Regions from separate parts of the Homo sapiens genome. Here regions 2, 3 and 4 are each linked to region 1. A link is a contact called in ENCODE Hi-C or POLR2A ChIA-PET data. All regions are on one chromosome and are shown on one strand. Each heading gives the region's core, a stretch centred on a gene start or an enhancer-like site at or near the end of the contact. The rest is flanking DNA. Distances are from core to core; before and after follow the strand shown. Region 1 overlaps PTPN4 (protein tyrosine phosphatase non-receptor type 4). Region 2 overlaps RALB (RAS like proto-oncogene B). Region 3 holds the start of TMEM185B (transmembrane protein 185B). Region 4 overlaps EPB41L5 (erythrocyte membrane protein band 4.1 like 5).

Evidence for each region. Hi-C counts contacts between places; a loop is a spot of excess contacts on that map. ChIA-PET counts read pairs that join two places held with the same protein, here RNA polymerase II (POLR2A). Pooled maps may share reads with other maps.
Region 2: a loop to region 1 is called in a map with no recorded cell type, with 6 times the contacts of the local background. The contact joins two enhancer-like sites. A Hi-C loop is called at or near these places in 4 of 37 single-sample maps with no recorded cell type and 3 of 50 pooled maps.
Region 3: a pooled map shows a loop between it and region 1 (3-fold over the local background). The contact joins the promoter of TMEM185B here to the enhancer-like site in region 1. A Hi-C loop is called at or near these places in 3 of 37 single-sample maps with no recorded cell type and 10 of 50 pooled maps.
Region 4: a loop to region 1 is called in a pooled map, with 8 times the contacts of the local background. The contact joins two enhancer-like sites. A Hi-C loop is called at or near these places in 10 of 37 single-sample maps with no recorded cell type and 12 of 50 pooled maps. POLR2A ChIA-PET finds 5 or more read pairs at or near these places in 2 of 52 experiments (activated T-cell and activated naive CD4-positive, alpha-beta T cell).

What each region holds. Positions count from the first base shown.
Region 1 is chr2:119,860,993-119,864,649 of GRCh38, forward strand. It overlaps PTPN4 (protein tyrosine phosphatase non-receptor type 4), which reads left to right. Exons shown (of 27, transcript NM_002830.4): 3 at 1,544-1,651. Among named protein-coding and RNA genes, the nearest start is that of PTPN4, 100 kb to the left of the region's middle. RefSeq lists a silencer at 213-262. Within about 2 kb of position 1,604, at least 2 of the 41 ENCODE cell types and tissues checked have a DNase peak (open chromatin) inside an H3K27ac peak, as active enhancers do.
Region 2 is chr2:120,285,608-120,289,264 of GRCh38, forward strand. It overlaps RALB (RAS like proto-oncogene B), which reads left to right. Exons shown (of 5, transcript NM_002881.3): 3 at 267-475. Among named protein-coding and RNA genes, the nearest start is that of RALB, 35 kb to the left of the region's middle. RefSeq lists an enhancer at 1,933-2,102. Within about 2 kb of position 1,709, at least 5 of the 41 ENCODE cell types and tissues checked have a DNase peak (open chromatin) inside an H3K27ac peak, as active enhancers do.
Region 3 is chr2:120,221,353-120,225,009 of GRCh38, forward strand. It overlaps TMEM185B (transmembrane protein 185B), which reads right to left and starts at 2,048. Exons shown (of 1, transcript NM_024121.3): 1 at 1-2,048. The coding sequence starts at 1,624. The coding sequence ends at 572. RefSeq lists silencers at 1,647-1,846, 1,997-2,366, 2,086-2,246 and an enhancer at 2,341-3,004.
Region 4 is chr2:120,176,280-120,179,936 of GRCh38, forward strand. EPB41L5 (erythrocyte membrane protein band 4.1 like 5) reads left to right here. Exons shown (of 25, transcript NM_020909.4): 25 at 1-2,840. Among named protein-coding and RNA genes, the nearest start is that of TMEM185B, 45 kb to the right of the region's middle. RefSeq lists an enhancer at 855-954. Within about 2 kb of position 1,737, at least 2 of the 41 ENCODE cell types and tissues checked have a DNase peak (open chromatin) inside an H3K27ac peak, as active enhancers do.

The DNA.
Region 1 (3,657 bases), core at 354-2,853:
ATCAGATTGTGCCATTGCACTCTAGCCTGGGCAACAAGAGCGAAACTCCATCTCAAAAAAAAAAAAAAAAGTTTATTTTGGCTGGGAGGTCCGGGATCAGATGGCCACATCTGGTCTGTTCTGAGGGTTGCGTGCTGTCATAACATGACAGAGAAGCAGAAGGGGAAGTGGGTGCATGTAAAAGGGATAGAACTCCAGGGGCAGCCTCACTTTATACCAACCCATTTGTGGTAATTAATCTAGTACTGTGATAGTGAGAACTCACTCGCTCCCTTGAGAATTAACCTTGTCCCTGGAATGTGACATTAATCCTTCTAAATGACCTAATCACCTCTTAAAGGTCCTGTCTCTCAAAATCACCATACCAGGGACCAAATTTTCAACACATGAATTCTAGGGGACAAACTCAAACCATTGCACATATTTTTCTAATATATGTTGTATATAAATGTAACGAGAATAAACTTCTCTAGTGAATTTATTGATAGGTATAGAAGTTTCCTCCAGTATTAGCTTTTGTTTGCTACTTATGTTAAGATGCCAGAGTAGTTGATATTGTTATTGCTTGTTTTGTCAAATTGCTTTCCCAACAGATATCTTTCTACCATGTTAGCAGCAATAAGTATTTCTTGTCTTTATTTTTTATCATTGGATTTTATTTTGGGGGTTGTTTGCCCATGGCATGTCATTATAATTTCCCATTTTCTTTTTTTATTTTAACTGAACATGTTGATCATTTGTCTGTTTTTACTCATAAGTTATATTTTTTATTGGAGGGGGATTATCTAATCATGCCTTTTGTACCACAGTTTAACAGCTTTGGAACTTGGGGAAGTTGTATTTACTCTTTAATGCCTACATGATAGAATTAGTATGAGGTTAAAATGAGATAGTTTTCTAAAGTTCTCTGAGTACTTTGGCAATGAAAATATTAGCAATCCTTTATCAGTTTGCTATAAATAATTGTTACCATCTTCGTTCCCCTTTTATGGCATTATAATACAAAATTATATTTTAAGTAATATTTAGCCAAATATGTCACTTTCCAGTCACAATTTAAATATAAGAATAAAAGGCATAACAAAATGATATAGATATATGCATGAGTTAATGTGGCAATAATATAAACTAAAAAAATATCGTGATAGCCTGAAAGTGAAAAGTATTTTCAATCAAATGTTTCTTTGTATTTTCATATTTATTATATGCTCTTTAAACCAGTTTGCCTAAGGTCAGGTTGTTTTCTAAAAGTGCTGTGTCACATGTGAAGTCTTTTTTCTCAACCAAGTCATTGGTATGAAAACAGTTACCAAGTTAACCCATTTATGCCTAGTGCTCCATTATTGGCTTGCTAAGCTTATGGGAGTTATTTATATCCTACTGCTCAAGGTCATTGCCAAGGCCTGATTTTTCACACAAAAAACGTTTGCTACCTCTGGCATAAATGGGTTAATAGATGAGGACAAAAGTCAACCAGGTTAAAAAATGTGAAGAATGTAACCTATCAAAGTTGATTTCATTCAATTTTTTTTTTTTTTTACAGAAACATGATCAGGGGCAAGTCTTGTTGGATGTCGTCTTCAAGCATCTAGATTTGACTGAGCAGGACTATTTTGGTTTACAGTTGGCTGATGATTCCACAGATAACCCAGTAAGTGTAAGATTTTGTCTTTCATTTTCATTTAGTTTTTCCTCTCAGTTTAGTGTAGAAAGTCCTTTCTGATTTACAGTGTTCACTGATTTGATGAGTTTTTTTTTTACTTGACTTAAATAGAGGTAATTCTTTTGCTTTTGTTCCTCTTTTCTTGACATTTTAATCTTTCAGAAGTTATTAGCTTTAAGGTTTTCATAATTATGTCAGGTAATGTCACTTTCATTAATTATGTGTCTCAGACAACTAAAAAGTAAATCCAATTTATGCCTGTTGACTGAAAGAGAGGAAATTGGGCATAAAGGTTAAAATACCTTCAGATGTATATAAATTAGTCTGCACTAAAGTAAAATTAGTTTTTTATTGTATTTATAGAGAGCTATTTCTAATAAAAATTCTTAATTTATTCAATGTCAAATTTCCAAATTTCATCAGAGACCCTCACAAATAAGATAGAGATTAAATTTCAGAGCTGTACAATTATTTGGCATTAAATTTCTTGGATTTTTACTTATTCTTCAGTAATTGCAATTGTGGTTCTTTTAATTAGATAGATCACATCATAGAAATAGAAGATAGCATGTGATGAATAATAGAAATGTTTACTTTGACAATTAAGTGTTATAAAATGCACTAAAGGATATACCTTACTCTGAACCGAGATAAAGGGTATACAAGCAAATTCTGATTGAATTCTTTGTAAATTTATATGCTTATACAGTGAGGGACTTCTGCAATAAAGTATATTCTTTTGATTAGTGTAAGAGGATCTCCATTTTGAAGGGAATATTTTGTATACTTTTAGAAAGATTAGGAGGCTGAAGAAATGGTTCTGGATTAATGTTTTAGAAATCTGTTTATAAGGCTATATTAATAGAAGGGCTATAGAAAATACAAATAATGTTTATGAGAAAAGTTGGTTTGTTTTTTTCTTCCTCTCTCTCATGGTTGGGATCTTCATTCTCTGAATGAATAGCTAGTGGGAATTATATATCAAACGTTAAATACTACCACTTATTTTTTTGACATCATTTACTGATTTTGTATTACAAACCAGTCATGGAAAAATACGAGGATGACACAAAGAAAAACAAACCAAGGGCCAGCTAGTTTCAGTGAAAATAAATGCTTTTATACTGAACTAAAATTAAAATAAACTTTCCTCATACTTTGATGCCTTCACTAGACCACTTGAGCTTCTTCAGGGGCCTAGAGTTATACTGTTGTTTCCTGATAAATAAACCCATGTAAAAATGGAAGTGAGTAGAAATGTCAGTAATGCAGCCTTTCCCAGGTTGAACCTAAAATAATCAAAAGGGTCAGAATGTAGTTTAAAGAGAGTTTATTCAAGTGCAAAGGTTGAGGACCTCAGCCCAGGATACACTTGCAAGTTGCCTTGGAGAGTGCTCTGGAGAACATAAGAAAGGTTCAAGTTTTTAAAGAATAAAGAGGATCACTCAGGAGAGTGAGTAAGTGCAAAAATTGTTCTTCAGGAATTCTCATTGACTTACAGAAATAACATTGGTTAGCGATTGGCTATACATGGTTGAACTATAGGGTGTATAACATTTTATGGCTACTTGGCTTCAGTCTGCAGCCCACATAGCAAGTAGCTTCAAGAGGTAACTATGTAGCTGAAGGGAGAGTGAGATGTGACTGCTGTTACTTTTTAAATGCCTTTCTTGCCCTGATCATTTAAAGGTGCTCCTATTCCTCAGATATAAGGTTTTTTTCCTTTCTTACCAGAAAGGCAAATTGTGAGCCAAGCAAATACCTGAAAGGTGACTGTTATACCTCATTAAGTATACCTCGTGAAGAGAAAAAATAGATAATTCTTAGCTCTTGCTGACCCTCATAAGTCAGGCCCTGTAGCTGTAGGCTGGCATTAGATTGACGGGGTAAGTGACAAGATGACAAAAGAGGAAGAGACCAGTGACTCACCACTGTAGTCACTACCATAAATATGAAAACAGTCCTTTTCAGGAAGTACTCCAGAAGGATTAATA
Region 2 (3,657 bases), core at 459-2,958, 420 kb after region 1:
GCATTAAAATTTTATACTGACAATAATATTGCCAAGTGTTCTGCTCTGTGCCTGGTTTCCTCATCTGTAAATTGGGATATCTGCCTGTATTGTTTAAAAACAAAAAATGGCAAAACAGAGCTATAAAGAACAGAAGTGTTACGTAAAATGTTGCTTCTGTAGTGTCCTGTTCATAGTGTGAAGTGCCCATATGTGGAATTTTGTTTTTTGGCAGATTTTGTTCCCCTTAAGACTTTGTTAATTACCGATAATGTTTATTTCCTCAGTTTGTAGAAGACTATGAACCTACCAAAGCTGACAGTTATAGAAAGAAAGTGGTTCTTGATGGGGAAGAAGTTCAGATAGATATTCTGGACACCGCTGGGCAAGAGGACTACGCAGCCATTCGAGATAACTACTTTCGGAGTGGGGAAGGGTTTCTTCTTGTGTTCTCAATCACAGAACATGAATCCTTTACAGCAACTGCCGAATTCAGGTATGTCTGAAATGAAATAGCAGAAGCCCCCAGGAAGCTTTTTGCCTTTTCTCATATGTCTTAGGCCTATGAAGAATTTGGGGCTGAGCATACTAGGAGAGGGCTGAGCTTGTTCTCAGGAATAATTCTGTCTAAAGAATCTTCTGGGGCTTTCTGAATCTTGGCACATTATAGACTATGATGATTATAATCTCTTTGGGCTTTCCTGATCTGTGATTTCTGAATAAAATAATTTTAAGAGTCTTACTGTCCCCGAAAACAATGAAGCTATTCCATATAATCAAGAACATATAATTTTGTTCCTATAAATACTCAGAGATTTTCATTGATAAATTAACCATCTATCCTTTAAATAATGTTACTAAAAAAAGTAGCAGGTTTAGTCTGTGTTGAAGGTTATGAAACAATGACTGGAAAGTGAAAGATGGGAGTCAAAATGACCATTTGCTGCTACTTAAGGACTTTCAGCACAGTGGAGGGACGAGAACGCGGCTTTAGAGTCAGGAGACCTGGTTTGAATCCCTGCCTTGCCGCTCACTGACCATGGGCAAGTTTACTTAGTGTCAGGATTTTGTTTCTTTCTCTGGAAATGCACTTGTGAGTTGAGAAATGAAATGAAAGGATGTATTAGACTGTGAATTTCATGTGGGCAAGAACCTGGCTACCCTCCATTGTCCCCTGTCACAGTGTAGACACATGGTGCTTCCATAGTGAGTAGAATATCCATTGTTATTTATTTTAAAATATGGCAACTATTCTCCATGAAGGTGTTAGAGAAGAAAGAAAAAGAAAATATAGCAGTGAAAAAAATACCTTCAGTTCATTTTGTTATAAAGAAATAGCCTTTTGGGCATAATTCTTATGCTCTATAAATGTCTCTTTACCCCATGCCCTTCCCTTTCTCCTACATAATTGAGTTTTAAAAAATCTGTTCTTCTTATAAACATATCTATCTAGATGACTTTTTAAGAAGCAGATCTAGAGTTTAGTAGGGAACTGAAGAGAAAAAACCCAAAAATCAAATCAGTTTTTTTCATTCTTCAGCAAGTTCTGGTCTGACAGTAAGGTGGTCAACCAGAGGTGAAAAGGAGAAAGCTAGCTATCCTTCCAGGACTTGGATGGAAGCATCACTGAGCCAGGGAGGCCTCGGGTGAGCACAGGTCACCCAGCAGGGCTAGTGAAAGATAATAGGGAGGTGCCTCAGTGATGCTTCATAGCTCCAGGCTTCAGAGTCGAAGACCTACTTTTCTGGAAGCAGAGTGCGTGTGGTGCAGTGACTAGTTAAGTGACTATGACTCATTATGAGAAGTTCTGTTAATTTTTAGACATTTCAGACCTTCCTAAGGGCTGCTCTGTTTGAATGTAGCCCATGTATTTATAATTGTTTGCATCTGCGTAGTCCTGTTTTTAATGCCTCATAGAGGGTAAAACAGGACAGATGCACACACTCTCTTCTTTTCTTCCCTGTCCCGAGCCTTTTGATTTCCTGTTGTTCTGTGACTTACTTAGAAGGGAAGTGGGCAGGAGAGTTCTCTGCAGAGGATATGGAGAAATACAGGTATTTCAAGTGCTCCTTGTCCTCTCCTCAGTCACCACACATGCACAGATAGCACTCGGGCGTTCTCACAGAGTTGGAGCAGGGCTCCCCTCAATGTGGAAAAGGGTTTTGGTTGTTAGGTGGAAAGAGAGATCCTTAGAAGAAAAAGGACAGATGAATACCTAAAACCAGAAAGAAGGGGAAGTTGACCTCTGCGTAGGTTTCTCATGTTGTTGGGAACAGAAGAATGCAGGTCAATTATCTGAGCCCTGTGGCTAAACTCAAGTCACTTTACTTCATGTCTGTTAGCAGTTTTAAAACAGCATTTGTGTACTATCTTCCAAATAGAAAGGCCCCAATATAAAATGACATGTGAATATGCTGTCTTCCTTGAAACTTTTTCTGGAAAATATTTTATGAACTAAGATAAGTTCTGTCATAAGAGACCAGAACTTGGTACTCCCATTTTTGGATCGATATGTTTATCAATGAGGTAATTTTGTGTGCCCCTGCAAGACTAATGAGCCAGAAAGCTATCAGTTTTTATTGTTCATAGTTTATAATGATCACATGACTTCAAATGTATCATGTTCTTTGACCCCAGTTCAAATGTAGGCTATAACAAGGCTACACAAAGCCAATTTCAAGCATCTTTTCATCTTTTTTAGTTTGTCTTAAAATATTTGATGTCTGGCACTTAAATTGACTACATGAAAATTTTAGTTTTTTTTTTTGTTTTTTTTTTTGTAGATACAAGGTCTCCCTATGTTGCCCAGGCTGGTCTTGAACTCCTGGGCTCAAGTGTTCCTCCCTCCTCAGGCTCCCAGAGTGCTGGCATTACAGATGTGAGCCACCACGCCTAGAAAATATTTTTATTATTGTGAAATGTTACCCTATACCATATAAAAATCAATACAGATCTCTACAAAATACATTTTTGAAGGGGACTCTTTTTAGAATGTATTGGCATATAAAAGTAGAAATATTCTCATGGGACCAAAATAATGGAAATGGGGTATTTAATTTTTTTAAATATTTAGTTTTGATTAGTACTTTCAGATAGCTGATAATTTTTAGTAGACGTAAAATTTAATATGCTACGAGTAATGGTATTTTTGTAGAAGACACTTTTGAAGTACTTTTCCATAGGGCTTGTCGTATTTCCTTTCATTTTTTTCACTTTGTAGTAGAAAAATGGTACGTATTGGAATGTGATTACTGCCTAACATATCTGTCTCGATTCTGTGGCCTATAACATTACTGTGTCTGCATGGAAACTGGGGATGGGATGACATACTTGTCGTGTACACATGCAGATCTAATCAAAACTGAAGTTTCAAAACAATACAATATTCACCTTTCCTACTTGAGATTCCCTTGGATATTTCTGATCTGGTCAGTTCTGTTCTATAATCTATTTCACTGCAGGGGGGAGAAACTGCTGGTTGCGACCCACTAGATTGGTTTTGTGATCCACTAATAGGCTGCCACCTTCCATATAGAAAACACTGGATTTCATAGCTTTTATGTCACAAACAAATATTTTCAGGGGAATTAAGCATTTTATGGAGATAGTTCCCTTAGCTTGTTTTTATTGCAGAGATTGACCATTTTTCTTCTTTTTGTTTTTTTTTTTGTGTGTGCA
Region 3 (3,657 bases), core at 798-3,297, 360 kb after region 1:
ATATTCATATAAATACTATATATGCATGGGTTCATTCCATTAGAAAAATTCACCTATCAGAATATTAAAGACCAGTATCAGCAAAGCCCAAGGAGAGAGTATTTTAACAGTAGGAACACTAAAAATATCAACTATGAGGTTTATAAACAAGTGGTGGGAAAGAGAACTTTTTACATTTGCTATTGTTATGACAGGCACAATCTGAAATACAATTTTAGATTAGCAGTGTATAAAAATACTTTTTAAACAATAGTTTTGATAGGTACAGTAGCATTTAAACAAACAGCTGTGTGGTTATTCCTTTTGAGGACCTACTAAAACAATTCGACTTACTGCCCCCAGCTACACCTGAAAGTGCGAACCTGGAAAGCAAGTCTCTTACCCAGGTACACATCACACACACCCACATACTGAAACCACCTCCATCTATGATGCATACTGATGAGGCGGTGATCTCAAACACGGCGTGAGACGAGTGTTTGAAGCCTGTTTCCATTTCCAGGTTTGGGATGAATGAACAAGAGGCGAAGGCCAAGTGGAGTCTGTGTGTGCCTGGGTCCTCTCTAGGAGTTTAATCTGGCATATCAATATTTAACTTGGGAGGGGGGGGAACGTATTTCCCAGGGCTCTGGGTTATAACTACTCTGGCCTTCTTTCCAAATATTGGAGCAATTTTCGGAGCTTCTGGAACTGATGTTTCTTCAGCATCTTCACTATCTTCGTGATGGAGATCATATGAAATGTTCCCATATTCTCTTAAAAATGGGAAAATTTCAAGCAGAAACTGACAGAAGTCTCTGCGAATGCCAAACCACCAATGATTGCCCCCCTTTCGCCTAAATGTTGTGGCCATTAAAGTTAGTAAGGAAAGCCAAAGGGGGACAAATATGGAGACGTAGGAGAATGTATTGTGGCCATCCAATCTGTGAACCAGCAGGACCTCAAAAGTGAGCAGAGGCACGACAATCGTTATCCAACTGATAGCCATGGTCACGTGTGTTCTCCGCTGCTCGGCAACCACATCCAGGGACCGCAGGAACAGGAGGGACCAGACGATGTAATAGAGGACGACCAGGCAAAGGAACGACATGAGGATCCACAGGGGCACAAACACCACCAGCCACGGCCAGTGAATAATCCTGTCCAGCTTTAGGGCGATGAAGATGAACTGCAGGATGTTGACCGAGCACAGGATCTCCAGCTCCAGCGACCTATCGTGTCGAAAGCCCCAGACGCAGGCAGCCACGGACACGGGGGACACGAAGAAGAGAGGCATGAAGACCAGCAGCCAGAAGTGGGTGCCCCTCTCCACCCTGTCGCAGACCAGGACTTCGAACATGAGCAGCAGCAGGTGGATGCCCACAGCGATCAGCATGGCTTTGAACTCCACACAGGCCTCTCCCTCGGTGCGGTAGCGAGGGTTGCGGGCCCAAACGCCCGCGCCCACGGAGGCGCCTGCGACGACTAGAAGCTTCCACAGCCATATGGGGGCAAAGACGGCCCAGTAGCTCCATTGGATGATGCCGTCCAGGCGGAGGGGCAGCAGCACCGAGAAGAGCAGCAGGCAGGTGTAGATGAGAAACTTACTGGGGTTGAAGTCCTGGAACAGGCCCCTGGGGTTCATGGCGGAGGCCGCCGCTTGCCTGCCCGGGCCTGCTCCCTCGCGACGCTCGGCGCTCGCGTCTCCGCGGCTTCTCCGGCCGCCGCCTCCCGGGCCCCGCCCAAGCCGGCTCCGCGTGGACGAATGCCGGGACGACCAGGAGGAGGTTCGGAGCGGCGAAGCGGAGAGGCCGGAACACGTGCACGCGCGGTCACGTGGCCCGGCCGGAAGCGCGCTGGGGTGTGGCGCGCGCGGGCACGGGCGGCGCGGCGGTTACAAACTGGGCGCTGCCTCGGTCCCGCCGCCGCCCGCGTTCACTCCGTACCCATCAAGAAGGCACCTAATGCGTGTGGGGCCCGAAGGGGCCTGGCGCGCTGCTGACTCCCCAAGCGGCCCGCGACCTTGGGCGGACGCTTCCAGGCGACTCCGGGAACATGGAGGCGGGAGTGAGCTCACATCCTCCCTGCCGGCCGGGGCGGGCCCTGCGGGGGCGGGGCCGGGTGGAGAGGGCGGGGCCTGGGCGTTGGCACCCTACCCATCTCTGCCGGGATCCTCGCCTCCCCGCGCTCGCCGCGGCTTCCCGGGAACCCGCCCGGGGCTAGAGCGCCCGCGGTGAGGCTCCAGCACCCCGCGCGCGCGAGCAGAGGCGGTGGCCGGGCTAGTGCGGGAGTTTGCGAGCGAGGGAGCGGGTGCCGGTAACTGAACGGATGCAAGGCGATGTGCATGAGCGCAGACCTGTGGGGGCCGGCGGCGGGTGTATCCCTGGCTCAAAGGAAAAGGCCCGCGCGTAGACTCAGGGCACGAGGTGGGGGGGCCTTACCTGGGATGAAGACTCGCGGGGCAGAACTCCGCCTGGTGGAGCAACGGACGTTTCTCAGGCTGCCTGCGAAGTGGCTGTGCAGAGATCCCAGGCGGCAGCGGCGCTCTTGTACCTGTCCCTCTCACTCCAGAGTGGAAGGTGCTGGTGAGGGTGTTAGACCCCACTCGGGAGGAAACTGGATCCAGACCAGGGTTGGGGGTTGCTTTCTGCCCCAGGTCACCCGGCAGGTTAACAGAGAATCGCGTCGCAGATACAGGGCTCCTACCTTCAAGTGTCTAGTCCTCATTTTGACTTATTTGGCCCTGTCTCTGTGTTATTCTCGCAAAACCATGTTTTCCTTTTCCTTTGGAAAAGGGTACTGGACCAGAGGTCAAGAGATTTGGGTTCTTGTCCAGGCCGTGCCACCCATCAGCTGAGAAACCTAGGCAAATTCACCTCTTTCTCTCTGGGCCTCAGTTTCCTGGTCTATGAAGTTGGGGGACAGACCTGGGTGGTGTCTAAGGGCAAGGCTGCAGCGGGTCTGTGATTTGGAGCACCCCTTTCGCCCTCTGGCCATCTGGGCAGACCCTGGAGGATTTCTGTCTTCCCCGCTGTCCCACTGCTCAGCAGAGCCCTGGCTGCCCTCACCAGTCTCTCCTAGTCCTCTTTTCCTGAAGTGGCTGTGGGATGTTGTCACGCAGGTCCTGGGCTCTGAAGTGGGACAGGCCATCAGAGGAACGCATGGCCTGTCAGGGCCTCCGCGGAGTGGCCCTCCCGCACCCTCACAGCACTGCCCCAGGCGGGCATGAGCAGGGTGTCCAGGTGTCGGGCGGACAGTCCCAGCCCCCGAGGCGCTCTCCACAACTTCACTTCAGCCACAGGCAATCTGTGGCCCTGGGGAAGGGAGTCCAGCTGAGTGAGCTTCACCAGTCCTCAGGCTCAGCCCTTAAGGCTGACTTCATAGATGTGTCTTCAGGGCCTCTTGTTTCTGGAGAGCCTTATCTCCCTCCATTCCTCCCCTAAACAGAGTTGCTCCAATCTGTCTGTTTTACACATTGGTCTTTTTTGTACTCTTTTCTCCCAAGAAGGATTTGTCAACTAAAAATTTGTAAAAGTGGAAAACCCCCTCACCAATCCAACCTCTTCATCTGTGAAATGGGCTTGGAAAAGCACACAGGATTGTTTTGAGGATTAGATGAATCAATACATGGAACTTTGCACTTTGCATTTAGAGACCTGCAAGTAATTGATTTGACCC
Region 4 (3,657 bases), core at 487-2,986, 320 kb after region 1:
CTCCTGGAATTTGCTTTCTAGTTTTCTGTCCTGCAATATGTATATAATTAAGCACTAATTTGTACTGCTTAGCATAAAAGAACATCCAGTCTTAGATCCTTAAAACTTCATGGATTGGACTTTCCTGGGCTCCTTATAACATAATCGTGTGTCCAGGCAAACGCACACTAGTGTCTGACTGGAAAGCTCAGGAATTTTAATCTTGCACTGTTTCCCAGGGAGCTGTAGTGATTGGAACCCACGTTTGCACAAAACATTTTTGCAGAAGGAAAGTCAACACTTCTTGCTGGCTGCCTCCCCTTAGCCATTATGCTAAAAACAGCTTCTGAGTTTCACTGGTGGGGCTCTTGCCAGTTCTTAATTATAGGACATATTTTCTCAAAGCTGAAGGTGACACCTAGAACCAGGGGCTTGACCCAGGACATGATGGAATGAGCATCAAATTTTCAGTGTCTTGGCAACCGTAGATGTCCTACAGGGTTACCGTTGTGCTGCTCACCACAGAGCAGCTGAGGCATTATGCCTTGGAAGACCTAAATCTCCCATCCAGTTCAGGAGGTGACAACATCCTTATTTTAAACTTCCTAAAATTAGGAATTAGGTAGTTGGACATAGTCTGTGACCTTTATGTCGTTGGATACCTGTATTCTTGACAGTTAGAATATTGGTAGGGACTTTGTTAAAATTCACTTGAATTTCAAGCTCAGAGGAAACTTTGTCTCATGCCCTGACATGAAGTGGCAAACACGGAAGTTCATACTTGAATGCTGAATTGGCCCCGACAGATTAAATGCGTGTTGGGGATTGGTTTCCTGTCATAGCTGCTGCTGCTGCCATGCGCAGAGCTGCTGTAACAGCTCTTCCTGTTCTGCTCCCCTGAGAACAGTGTGGTGGGGAGAGGCAGGGCTGAGGTGGTCTACGAATGTGGCAGGTAGGGAAGGGGAGATGTCTGTCTCTTGAGAAGAGAGAGGCATGTGTGCCGGCATCCTTGATGGGTTCAAAGAGAAAGGTTGGAGATGATAGTGGGTGAGAAGCAGGCTGGTGAGACTGGGCTGAGGTTGGAGAAGGGGCAGCCGGGGGCACTGCTGAGGGTTTGCCGTGCACGCCTCGGACGGAGCACGGTGGGGTGGCGGGGAGCAGATAGTGCTGCCTCCCTGCGGGCAGACAGGAGAGGAACCTCAACTCAGTCCATTTCATAGCCCTGATAGGGGAAGTGGGAGTTGACAGGATGGTTTAAAATAAGACGTGAAGGTTTCAGTTACCTGCTCTAGACTTTGCCTGAGAACTTGTAAATTAATCAGTGAGACCTAATTTGTGACATGTCAGTAGCATCATCTTTTGACACACAGGAGGTCATGGTCATTTCATTCCTACTCTTCAGGAGACACTGCTGAACAGAGGAATGATTCTGTTCCTTGTGTGCTTACTTCCTTAACATTTATACATTGTTTTAAGAAAAAACTTTTAAAAATATTTCTTATAGTCTCCTAACATTTGTCTCTAGCCTTTGCCTTTGTACAATCACAGATATCCTATGGAGATTTAAGGATGAAAGCCCTGAGTTGTTCTTGGGTTCTTGGATCTGGACTACTTGTTATCTTATGCTTCTCACTTCTGGCTAAAACTTGCACCTCTTCTTCTCTTAGCTAAGCCCCAAAATGAAGATTTCCTTCAGAAGTCTTGTTAGCAGAATTATTTATCAGTCACAGAGAGAAAAATCTGCTATTTTTCTAAGTAAGAGTCTCGAGAAGCAGAGTTTTTGTCTTGTCATTGAGAGGAGTCAGCAGTCTTGTTCTGTAAAGGACCAGAGATGGTAAATACTGTCCCACTCAGCTCTGCTGGCGCAGTACAGCAGCAGCAGCCCCAGCACAGCTGTGTTCCTGCGGAGTCCCCTTTACAAAGCCGCTGACCCCTGATGTGAAACTTTGTAGAGCAGCAGAGTGGCTGCGTGAAACGGGAGGCTGGCAGGTCCTCAGATAGGTTCTGCAGTGTTACCTGTCACTTGGAGGCAGCCAACACTTCTGGACATTGCATCCTTATTCACACATGTGGCAGCTGAACGAGGTGCTGTTGTGGGTGTCTCAGCTCTGAGGGTCTTTGTGAGCTCCCACTGTTGTGGGTGTCTCAGCTCTGAGGGTCTTTGTGAGCTCCCACTGTTGTGGGTGTCTCAGCTCTGAGGGTCTTTGTGAGTTCCCACCAACTTTTAATTATTCATGCCCTTGACCATGTGGTTGCTTGGAGACCTGGGGTCTTCTGCAGACTGAAGAAGACACATTTCTAGATTATTTGTCCTTTTTATCCTCTCAAAAATTTAAACACTGTACCTCTTCAGTGGTCAGAAGAAAGTTGGAAACTTTTCCTACATATTAGGCGTTAGTATGAGGACATTTGTTTGAATTATAGAAATTTGCCCTGAGCTGAACTGGGTTGTGTTAACACATTGGTAGAGCTATGATTCCTTCCCAGTTCTAAGAGATACGATCTGTAAGTCCCTATGTCACCACATTGCTTGAGATGATCATTCAGTTACTTGTCAGGATTTCTCCTCTTCAGAGAGATTTTTTTTTATAGCACAGATTCCTTTGCCCCTTTTATCTCCTTATCTGGATATGATAAGTGGTTATGAGGGTCTCACTAACTATTTTGTGTTTACCTTTTATATGTGTAAAACTTTGCAGTAGCATTTAAAGTGTAATTTATTTTTCTATCAAGTGCACTATTCATTTAGTGTGTTCCAGTTTTATATGACTTGTATTAGAAACACTGCACTGAGTTGTTTGTACACTGAAATGAGAACTCTAGATGTAACTCTATTCAAATAAACCTTCGTGAGACATTCATGTTTTTGTGCACTGTTTCTGTTTCTTGGAACTGTGATTCCTACATGCTGACCTCAACAGAGTTAGACCAGATCCACTGTTGGTACAAACCTGAGGAAGTGAGCAGAAGCAGCCGCACTGTTTTTAGGTTGATTTCCATGTTTTTGTGGTGTAAATTTGGGAGTAGGGGCATTTTCAAAGGTTGAAAACCTCATTGGTCATCCCCAGCATATCCTGGAAGGCACGGTGGTCATTCCAAGGACAGCATGGTGCAGTATCACCACAGCTTTGGACATCGGATCTGGGCTCTACTGCTTAATACCTCAGGTTTTTTGTCTGAAATGGCACATGAAGTGTGTGTCACAGCGTGTGGTAGAGTATGCAGGTGTTGACTTCTCCTTCTCTTGGCGCCCACCAGTCCCCAGCCTTCTCTGGGTTTGCACTGCACCATCCAGCGAGGAACAGTGCCACCTGGGTTGGTTTCAGGACTTCTGCTGGGCAGAGTCATACTGCACCATATGGGTGTTGGCAAAGCTGAGAAAAGTTGGAAGTCTTCTCTTTCCCTCTCCCCTCTGTTTTCTGCCTGGGAGAGAGGCCCAGTTGGGCCCTGGAAACTAAGGAGCTTTTCTCTGCTTTTTGGAGATGTATGGAGAGGGGCTGGAACCCAGATGCAATCACCTGTACCAGGAGCTCTTCTAAGAGGAAGTTTTTGGCAATAAGTAATGAAAGCCACCAATAAGTAGCGAAAACAACTCACTGGAGAGATAAGGACTGACAGGAAGATGGAGGATGGGCAGCAGTGGAGGTGGAGGGAGTGTGGATGGTGTCTCCACAGGTG